Regions from separate parts of the Homo sapiens genome. Here region 1 is linked to region 2. A link is an interaction called in ENCODE POLR2A ChIA-PET data of the cell type or tissue named here. Cell type or tissue: PC-9. All regions are shown on one strand. Links, peaks and the distances in the headings refer to the core of each region. The heading gives the core; the rest is flanking DNA. Region 1 has its middle 9.7 kb from the start of CCDC83. Region 2 overlaps ME3 (malic enzyme 3).

Region 1 (4,395 bases), core at 205-4,204, 630 kb before region 2:
GAGGGGGTGGAAGATAATGAGTTTGGGGCATGGTGCGACTGTGAGCCATCTAACTGATGCTGAGTGTGTGTGTGCAGGCTTGGAGCTGGGTCCAAGATGCATATTTGGGTCCCATCAAATTTAGACACTAACTAGGTGGAGAAAGCCCTCTCTGGTTACATGGGAAATGTGACACAGAAAAGTTTCACATTCTCCTACTTTCCAGCATTCTCACATAACAGTTAAAAGGCTACAAGGAAGAATTAACATTTATTGAGAACCTACTATGTGCCAGGAATTGTACCCAGTAATCTTCAGAACAGCCCTGAGAAGTATGCAATATTATGTCCATTTTATAGATAAGGAAATTGAGACACAGAAAGGTAGAGTAACTCATCCAAGGTCACACAACTAGTAAGCAGCTTCAGAACCCTGAACTGACCCCAAGTTCATGTTCTTAAACAAAATAAGCATCAACAAAGTGTGGTTACAGAAAGTATATCTCTCAGTCTCACCAGATGCCTCAGTGGGTAGTTCCCAAAGTCAGGGGCATTCGATAGAAGAAGGATTTTTCAATTTCAGGGTCAAAGAATATTCTTCTCTGCAATACCCCTTTCAACTGTTGATGGCTTCACTTGGACAGCCTCCTCTCCAAGCAGTCCCCCTGTTGGTGACTCTATCGTGTAAGCCCTAGCTGAAGCCTCTCAATTTCTGTCTCAGTAAATTTGCCTTTTGTAGACATTTCATTTACATAGAATAAGAAAGTGGTCTTCTGGCAGTGGGTGTTCTTAGCTAGTGTGCTGTATAAAGGGTAAAATAGTATGTCCTCAAAACCATATGAAGCGTGTAGGGAGTAATTCACAACCTTATTATTCCCTTATTTAAAAATGGAGCACAGTACCTTGGGTTTGCTAATATTGGTACATATTCCTGAAAATGTCATTTTATTTTCCTTTCCATAAACACAGTTCTTAAAATATGGAAGTTAGAATGTATACTGCCTCATTCTCCAGATGTGAGGTAGTGTTACTCCACATATTCTCTGGTGGTGTGGTAATAGTAGTTTCATAGACTACTTCCTGGTGTGGAGGTGGGCATCTCACCTGAGTCATAGAAGACTTCAGAGATTAGGCAAGCTGATAACTTGAGCCAAAGAGATGAGGTCATTCTTTTTGCCAGTCACTGCAATCTTGCAAAGGGCAGAGCCTGAGACAAGCTCCTTGGACCAGAAACTGGAACCAAGTGAGTGACCCTTAGGCAAAAGAAAGATTGAAACTGTGGTCAGTGGAACTCATTCTGGAACCTGACCCTGTCCTGCCTGTTCCCAGCCTCCTCTACACTTGCCAGAGTGAACTTCTGTCATCATCACAGAGCCTGTAATCTTCTGTATGGCTCAGAGGACCCGCCATGATTTGTCCCTACTTGCTTCTCCAGCCTCCTGTCTCACTTCTCTCCTATCCCTGGGAGCCTATTATCCAACCATGGTAATCTCTTCTGCTCCATTAGAAACTCATCATTTTCGTTTTTACCTCTAGGGCTTTGTGTTTGCAATGCCCTCTGTCCCAGGCCCTCCCACTCAATGTTCCAGTCTTCCTGCACATTGTCAAGTTCCTGCTCATTGTCAAGTTTTAATTTAGATCTCAATTCCTCTGGAAAATTTTCCCTGACTCTCAAGACTGGATTAGGTTTTCCACAGCACCTTGCTTTTACCCCTTTTCTGGAAAGTATCCAACTGTTTTATAATTGCAGAATAACTTGATTGCTCATCACTTCCCCTAAAATGAGAACTCCTTCAGGCAGAGATAGAATCTGTCCAACATCTGACCTCATGAGTTACAACAAGCTACAACTGCCCAATGAAGTTGCTCCCAAATTCCTGATCCACAGAAACTGGGAGATAATAAATGATTATTATTGTCTTGAATTGCTAAATTTTGGAGTAATTTGTTGTGCAATAATAGACAACTAATACACTAACAAAACTAATTAGTTTAAAACAACAACCTGGGCTGGGTGCAGTGGCTCATGCCTGTAATCCCAACACTTTGGGAGACTGAGGCGGGAGGATCACTTGAGCCTAGGAGTTCAAGGTGAGCCTGGGCAACACAGAGAGACCTGGTCTCTACAAAAAAAAATTAAAAATAAATAAAATAGGCCAGGCGTGGTGGCTCACACCTGTAATCCCAGCACTTTGGGAGGCCGAGGTGGGCGGATCACGAGGTCAGGAGATCGAGACCATCCTGGCTAGCACAGTGAAACCTGGTCTCTACTAATACACACACACACACAAAAATTAGCCGGGCATGGTGGCAGGCACCTGTAGTCCCAGCTACTTGGGAGGCTGAGGCAGGAGAATGGCGTGAACCTGGGAGGTGGAGCTTGCAGTGAGCCAAGATCGTGCCACTGCACTCAGCCTGGGCAACAGAGCAAGACTCTGTCTCAAAAAAAAATAATAATAAAATAAATAAATAACATAAAACCACCACCACTTTATTACAGCTCACAGATCCTGTAGGTTAGTAATTGGTGATCTCTCGCTCCTGTGGCTTCAACTGAGATTAACTCAGCTATACTTAGAGGATGGATGGGCCAGCTGGGACAGTCCAAGATGACTTTGTTCACATGTCTGGCACTTTGTGGGTTATAAGGTGGGGTCAGCTAGAATGGTGGACCACAGTACCTATACTCAGCCTCTCCAGCATGGTTGTCTCATAGGAGATAGACTTCTTACATGGCAGCTGGCTTCCTCTAGAGCAAGTATCCCAAAAGAACCATGGGGAAGCTGCATGACTTTTTATAACCTAGCCTCAGAAGTAACACAGAGTCATTTCCATACTCTCTTGCTTACAGTAGTCATAAGACCACCAGATTCAAGGAGAGGGAACAGAGATGCCACCTCTTGAAGAGAGGAGTGTTAAAGAATATGAAACCTTTATTTATTTTGTTGTTGTTTCATTTCGTTTTGTTTTTTTGAGACAGAGTTTTGCTCTTGTTACCCAGGCTGGAGTACAATGGTGCAAATTCAGCTCACTGTACCCTCTGCTTCCAGGTCCAAGCGATTCTCCTGCCTCAACTTCCCAAGTAGCTGGGATTACAGGTGTGCACCACCACACCCAGCTAATTTTGAATTTTTAGTAGAGATGCAGTTTCACCATGTTGGTCAGGCTGGTCTCAAACTCCTGACCTTAGGTGATCCACGCACCTCAGCCTCCCAAAGTGCTGGGATTACAGAGGTGAGTCACCACGCCCAGGTTGAAACTATTTTTTTTTTTTTTTTTGAGATGGAGTCTCGCTGTCGCCCAGGCTGGAGTGTGCAGTGGCACAGTCTCGCCTCACTGCAACCTCCGCCTCTCGGGTTCAAGCGATTCTCCTACCTCAGCCTCCCAAGTAGCTGGGATTTACAGGCATGCACCACCACACCCAGCTAATTTTGTATTTTCAGTAGAGATGGGGTGTCACTATGTTGGTCAGGCTGGTCTCAAACTCCTGACCTCAGGTGATCCACCTGCCTCGGCCTCCCGAAGCGCTGAGATTACAGGCATGAGCCACCGTGCCCAGCCTGAAACCATTTTAAAAAAATTAACTTTGTTAAAGTACAATTTATATACAATAAAATGTACCCATTTTAAATATATAGTTCAATGGGTTTTAACAAATCTATACACCCTTGTAACCACCACCACAATCAAGATACAGAGCATTTCCTTTATTCCGGCAAGTACTCTCCTGCCCCCTTGCAGTCAATCCCACACCCCAGCCCCTGAGCTCAGGGCCATCACTGATCTGCTTCCAGGCTTTTCTAGAATTTCATATGATACAGCATATAGTTTTCACACTTGGCTTCTTCACTTAGCTCAATTCTTTTGAGACCCATCCAGGTTGTTGCATGTATCAATAGTTATTCCCCCCACCCTTTTTTTTTTCATTCCTAAGTGCTGGCAACATTCCTTTTTTTATTAAGTAGTATTACAAGCAGCTATGAACATTCATTTTCATTTGTCTTGAATAAATATCTAAGAGTGGGTTTGCTGGGTCATACAGTATATGTGTTTAACCTTATAAGAGACTGCTAAACTGTTTTCCAAAATGGTTGCACAATTTTGTTTTTCCATCAGGAATATATGAAAGTTCCAGTTACTCCACATCCTTGCCAACACATGGTATTGTCAGTCTTTTAGGGTTAGCCATTCCAGTAGGTGTGTAGTAGTATCTCACTGTGGTTTCAATTTGCATTTGCCTGATAACTAATGATATTGAGCATCTTTTCATGTGCCAATTGGCCATGAATATATCTATTTTTTGGAGCATCTATTCAAATCTTTTGGCATTTGTAATTAGTTGGTTTTTTTCCTATTGAGCTTGAGGAATTATTTATAAATTCTAGATCCCAGTCTTCTGGCAGGTATATGTATTGCA
Region 2 (4,395 bases), core at 136-4,135:
AGTATCAGGCCAGGCTGGTCAGAGTAGATTTCCCTAGGGAAGGCAGAATTTGAATTGGGGCATTGTTATGGGTTCTGCCTCTAATCTCTTCCCACATCTTGTCAATTTTAATACAATACTTTTGTTGCTCAAGAACCTACCATGCCTCCCTATTGCTCACTACATCAAGTCTCAAATAAGGTATTTTGTGGATTGGTAATTTTCAAACATTTTTTGCAGAATAATTCTTTAATAAAATATTGAGCAGAAACCAGATATAGAAGGCAATGAAAAACAATAAAGTGTTTCCTCAAGTGGTTTACATTTTTTATGGTTGGTGGAAAGTATTTCATTTCTAGCACTCCTGATATGCTTCTTTGGAGTCCTGGGGCCCAGGGAAGCTTGGTTTAAAAACCACTGCATTAGATGACTGTAGCCCCTTCCACTTTTGAGCTCTCATAATCATGACCTTCTGCCTGGATTGCAAGGCCTATCTTAGTGTGATGGTTAATTTTAGGTGTCAACTTGGCTGGTTTAGGGGATACTCAGATAGCTGGTAAAGCATTATTTCTGGGTATGTTTGTGAGGGTGTTTCTGGAAGAGACTGGTATTTGTATTAGTAAATTGAATAAGGAAGATTCACCCTCACCCCATATGGGCAGGCACCATCCAGTTGGTTGATGGCTCAGATAGAACAAAAAGGCAGAGGAAGGGTGAATTCGTTCTCTCTTCTGAATTTGGAACACCCATCTTCTCCGGCCCTTGAGCATCAGAACTCCAGGCTCTTTGGCCTTCTGACTCCAGGATGTGCACCAGCGGCCCCACTTTGGATTTATACTGAGCTATGCCACCAGTTTCCCTGGTTCTCCAGCTTGCAGACACCATATCATGGGATTTCTTTACCTCCATCATCACGTTAGCCACTTCTCATAATAAATCCACTCTCAAGTATCTAAATACCTAATATCCTATTGGTTCTGTTACTCTGGAGAAACCTAAATAATAGATGTAGCCAGCACCATTCTTATTTAACCTTATTTAAAATCACTGAACATTCATTTTTAGTTGGCCCATTCTTGTAGATACTCATTGCCTTCCCTGTATATTCATTGCTTTTCCTGTGTTCTTGCTTTTCTCATGATGTACCTTCTATATGGAACATCATTTTTTCTCCTGCTGCTTACTTGAATTCGGTCCTAAATTTGTACAACTTCCATTTCTTCCCAATCATCCCTGATTGTCCCTTTCTCTGAATTTCCATTGAACTGAGGGTCAACACCAAATAGTTGGGTACTGAAGTCTTCCCTAATTATTTTCTATTCAAAAATGTCTTCTTGGAAGGACTGTAAGGTTGTTGAAGACACAGCTGATGTCTTTTTTTCTTTCTTTTTTTTTTGAGATGGAATCTCACTCTGTCGCCCAGGCTGGAGTGCAGTGGTGCCATCTCAGCTCACTGCAACCTCCACCTCCTGGGTTCAAGCAATTCTCATGCCTCAGCCTCCTGAGTAGCTGAGATTACAGGTGTGTGCCACTGTACCTGGCTAATTTTTTTTTGTATTTTCGGTACAGATGGGGTTTCGCCATGTTGGCCAGGCTGGTCTTGAACTCCTGACCTCAAGTGATCCACCTGCCTTGGCCTCCCAAATTGCTGGGATTGTAGGCATGAGCCACCGCGCCTGGCCTAGCTGATGTCTTTTATTTCTTTTGAATCTCATTACAGTGCCTAGTAGAATGTTGGATATGTAGTCATTATTCAGAAGCACTGGAAATGCATGATCAGATACATGCTTTGTTAGTGCTGCTTCAAGCTTCTATGATGAGTTTTCTCATCTGTTATGAAAATAAAGCTCACTTCCCAGAGTTTTGGTTGCAGTACCTACTGTTTCTATCTCTTTGCTGGCAAAATGTATTCCCTCACGGGATAAGTATACCCTTTCCAGTTTGAAGAGTCAAATTCCCAAATAGGCATATTTTTTGGGAAGGTGATATGATTTTGTGTACTTTCACAGGAAGCCATTTAGAAGAAATTCCCCAAACAAGGCAGTCACCACTGTCTTTACCTAACTAATGAGTTTGCCATCTCCCTCTTCCAAGCTCACTGTCCAGAAACTTCCCAAGCAGGCCGTTTCACTGTCATGAAGTCAAGGCACTTTGTGGGGAATCAGGCCCAACATGTGCCTGCTTGTGGAGAAGGGCAGGCCTGATTCTTGCCCACGATGTGTCTTTGGGGCCGAGGTACCCAGATGTGTGAGTGCTTTCCCCACATGTAGAAATGCAATTATTCCCCGCATGAAAGCAGCTGAAGTTCCTCAGGGCAAAGGGGATTCCAGCAGAAACAATGGGCACAGCTCTGCTTGGGAAGTTTCCAGACTAAAAGGAAGCTGCCAGAGCTGTAGGTGTATTGCAAGGTAGACCTCCATGGCAGGGTGAGCTCAGAGAACACACTGGGTCTTTCCTAATGTAGGTCCCTGCTGATAAAACTGTGGAAAGTCTCTGTGTATTGGTCCTTACACCCTCACCTTGGGCTTCAGTCTGACTCTGAAAGTGGGAGGAGCTGGGGCCGCACAAGTTGCCTCTTCTGGGGATGTGGTCCATTAGTTTCTCTTTTTATTTTATTTTATTTTTAAGAGGGTCTCATTCTGTTGCCTAGGCTGGAGTGCAGCGATACCATCATAGCTCACTGCAGCTTCAAACCCCTGGGCTTAAGTGATCCTCTTGCTTCAGCTTTCTAAGTAGCTGGCAATAAAAGCGAGTGCCACCACACCCAGCTGATTTTTTTTTTTTTTTTTTTTTTTTTGGGAGACGGGGGTGTCACTATGTTGCCTGGGCTGGTCTTGAACTCCTGGCCTCAAATAATCCTCCTACCTTGGCCTCCGAAAATGCTGAGATGACAGGTGTGAGCCACTGTGCTCAGCCGAAGAGTTTCTCAAATTTCAGTCTTTGCACAGCTCTATGAGAATCATTAGGACAGCTTCAAAAATACAGATGTCCAGGTCTCAACCCAGGCCTTCTGTGGCATAGGAGCCTGAAGTCTGTATTCTTGACAAGTTTCCTTGATGACTCAGAAGCAAAGCCAGATTTAGGAACCATAGGTCAGTATTAGCATATTAGACCCACTGCTTTGCTCCAGAGTGTATTGGGAGTGGGTGTGGGGGTGGAGTGTACCCAAGAGAGCATATTCCTGCATGTTTTTGTAACTCAGAAGAAGCAGCTGCAGCTTCATGTGGACTAAAATAGAGGCCTACTTTAGCTCTTGAAATATCCTGAACACCTGGAGAAAAATAACCCAGAGCCTCCTTTAGCCTCGGAGTTGCTATTTAGTTGTGGGAGTTGCAGGATCAGCTGGCATGAGTGCTCACAGAGTCACAGATGCTTAGGTCACAAGGCTCCTCACAGCTCCAAAGGGGGCAAAGGATAGCACACTGCTGCCACCCCTTATTCCATGCTCAGGGCAGACATTGCTAATCAACCATGATGCTCATCCCTGTTGAACCCAGAGAGGTTCAGAGTCCTAAGCAATCAGAGCTGGCACAAGGAATGAAACCTTTTACCCTCCTTGCCATTCTTACCAACAATATCCTAGTCTAGTCCTAAAATTTGTTGAGCACTTTGACTTGCAGTTATCCATAGGACACAGTTCAGAAAACCATGGTGAGTCATATTCTCTTCTCTTTGGGAAATCTCAATCATTCCCTTGATATTAATACTATCTATGGGTTGGCAACTCCCAACTTTATGTTTCTGCACCAGAACTCTTCTTGAGCTCCAGACTTACACAGACACTTAGAGGCTAAGAAAGTGTAGAGTCTCAGGTTATCTAAACTTCAATAGATACATACGAAATGTTTTTGACTATGTAGCTCTCTGAGAGGAGGACTGTTTATTTCTCTGTGTATTGCTCACTATGCCTGGCTCAGTGTCTGGTGTACAGCAGGTACTAGGTAGACATGCTCATTGATTTTATATACCATTCCCCTGCTTATCTGTGTAACTGAGTTATTCTTTTCTCACGCCTTCCTATAGTGAGGGCTGCCCCATTCCTCATCCTACCCAGGCTAGATAGGGTGTGGCAGTCTCTGACATTGGTGGCCCCCAATGCACCATACCTCCTAGTATTTATTTCCTTGTATAACCTCCTCCCTTGGAATCTAGTATGGACCTATGATTTGCTTCAACCAGTATAATGTGGTGGAAGTTAGACTGTTCCAGTTCCAGGTCTCATCCTTAAGAAGGCCTGGCAGCTTCCACTCTTGTGTTCTTAGGAGCCCTAGACTATCATGTAAAACGTTCAGCTATCCTGTGAAGAGAAGAGGCCATGTGAAGAAGGAGAGACCCTAAGACTCAATGGAAAAACAGAGGAGCCCAACCTTTCCAGTGTCCCAGCTGAGCCCGCTCCCAGCTAGTTAGCCAGCTGAA

Evidence for each region. Peaks named below come from ENCODE experiments on the same cell type or tissue, not always from the same donor. Only the 100,000 strongest peaks of a DNase experiment are listed, where the experiment ranks them.
Region 1: POLR2A ChIA-PET joins it to region 2 with 23 read pairs; 1 of 35 experiments calls an interaction of 5 or more read pairs at or near these places.

What each region holds. Positions count from the first base shown.
Region 1 is chr11:85,843,495-85,847,889 of GRCh38, forward strand. It overlaps a transcript of SYTL2 not described here. Among named protein-coding and RNA genes, the nearest start is that of CCDC83, 9.7 kb to the right of the region's middle. In PC-9, for the core only: no CTCF peak of the experiment used is centred there; DNase peaks (open chromatin) are centred at 1,137 and 1,727; H3K4me3 peaks cover 368 bases; H3K27ac peaks cover 2,814 bases.
Region 2 is chr11:86,478,458-86,482,852 of GRCh38, forward strand. All of the region lies in intron 7 of ME3 (malic enzyme 3), which reads right to left. Among named protein-coding and RNA genes, the nearest start is that of CCDC81, 110 kb to the left of the region's middle. In PC-9, for the core only: no CTCF peak of the experiment used is centred there; no DNase peak of the experiment used is centred there; H3K27ac peaks cover 367 bases.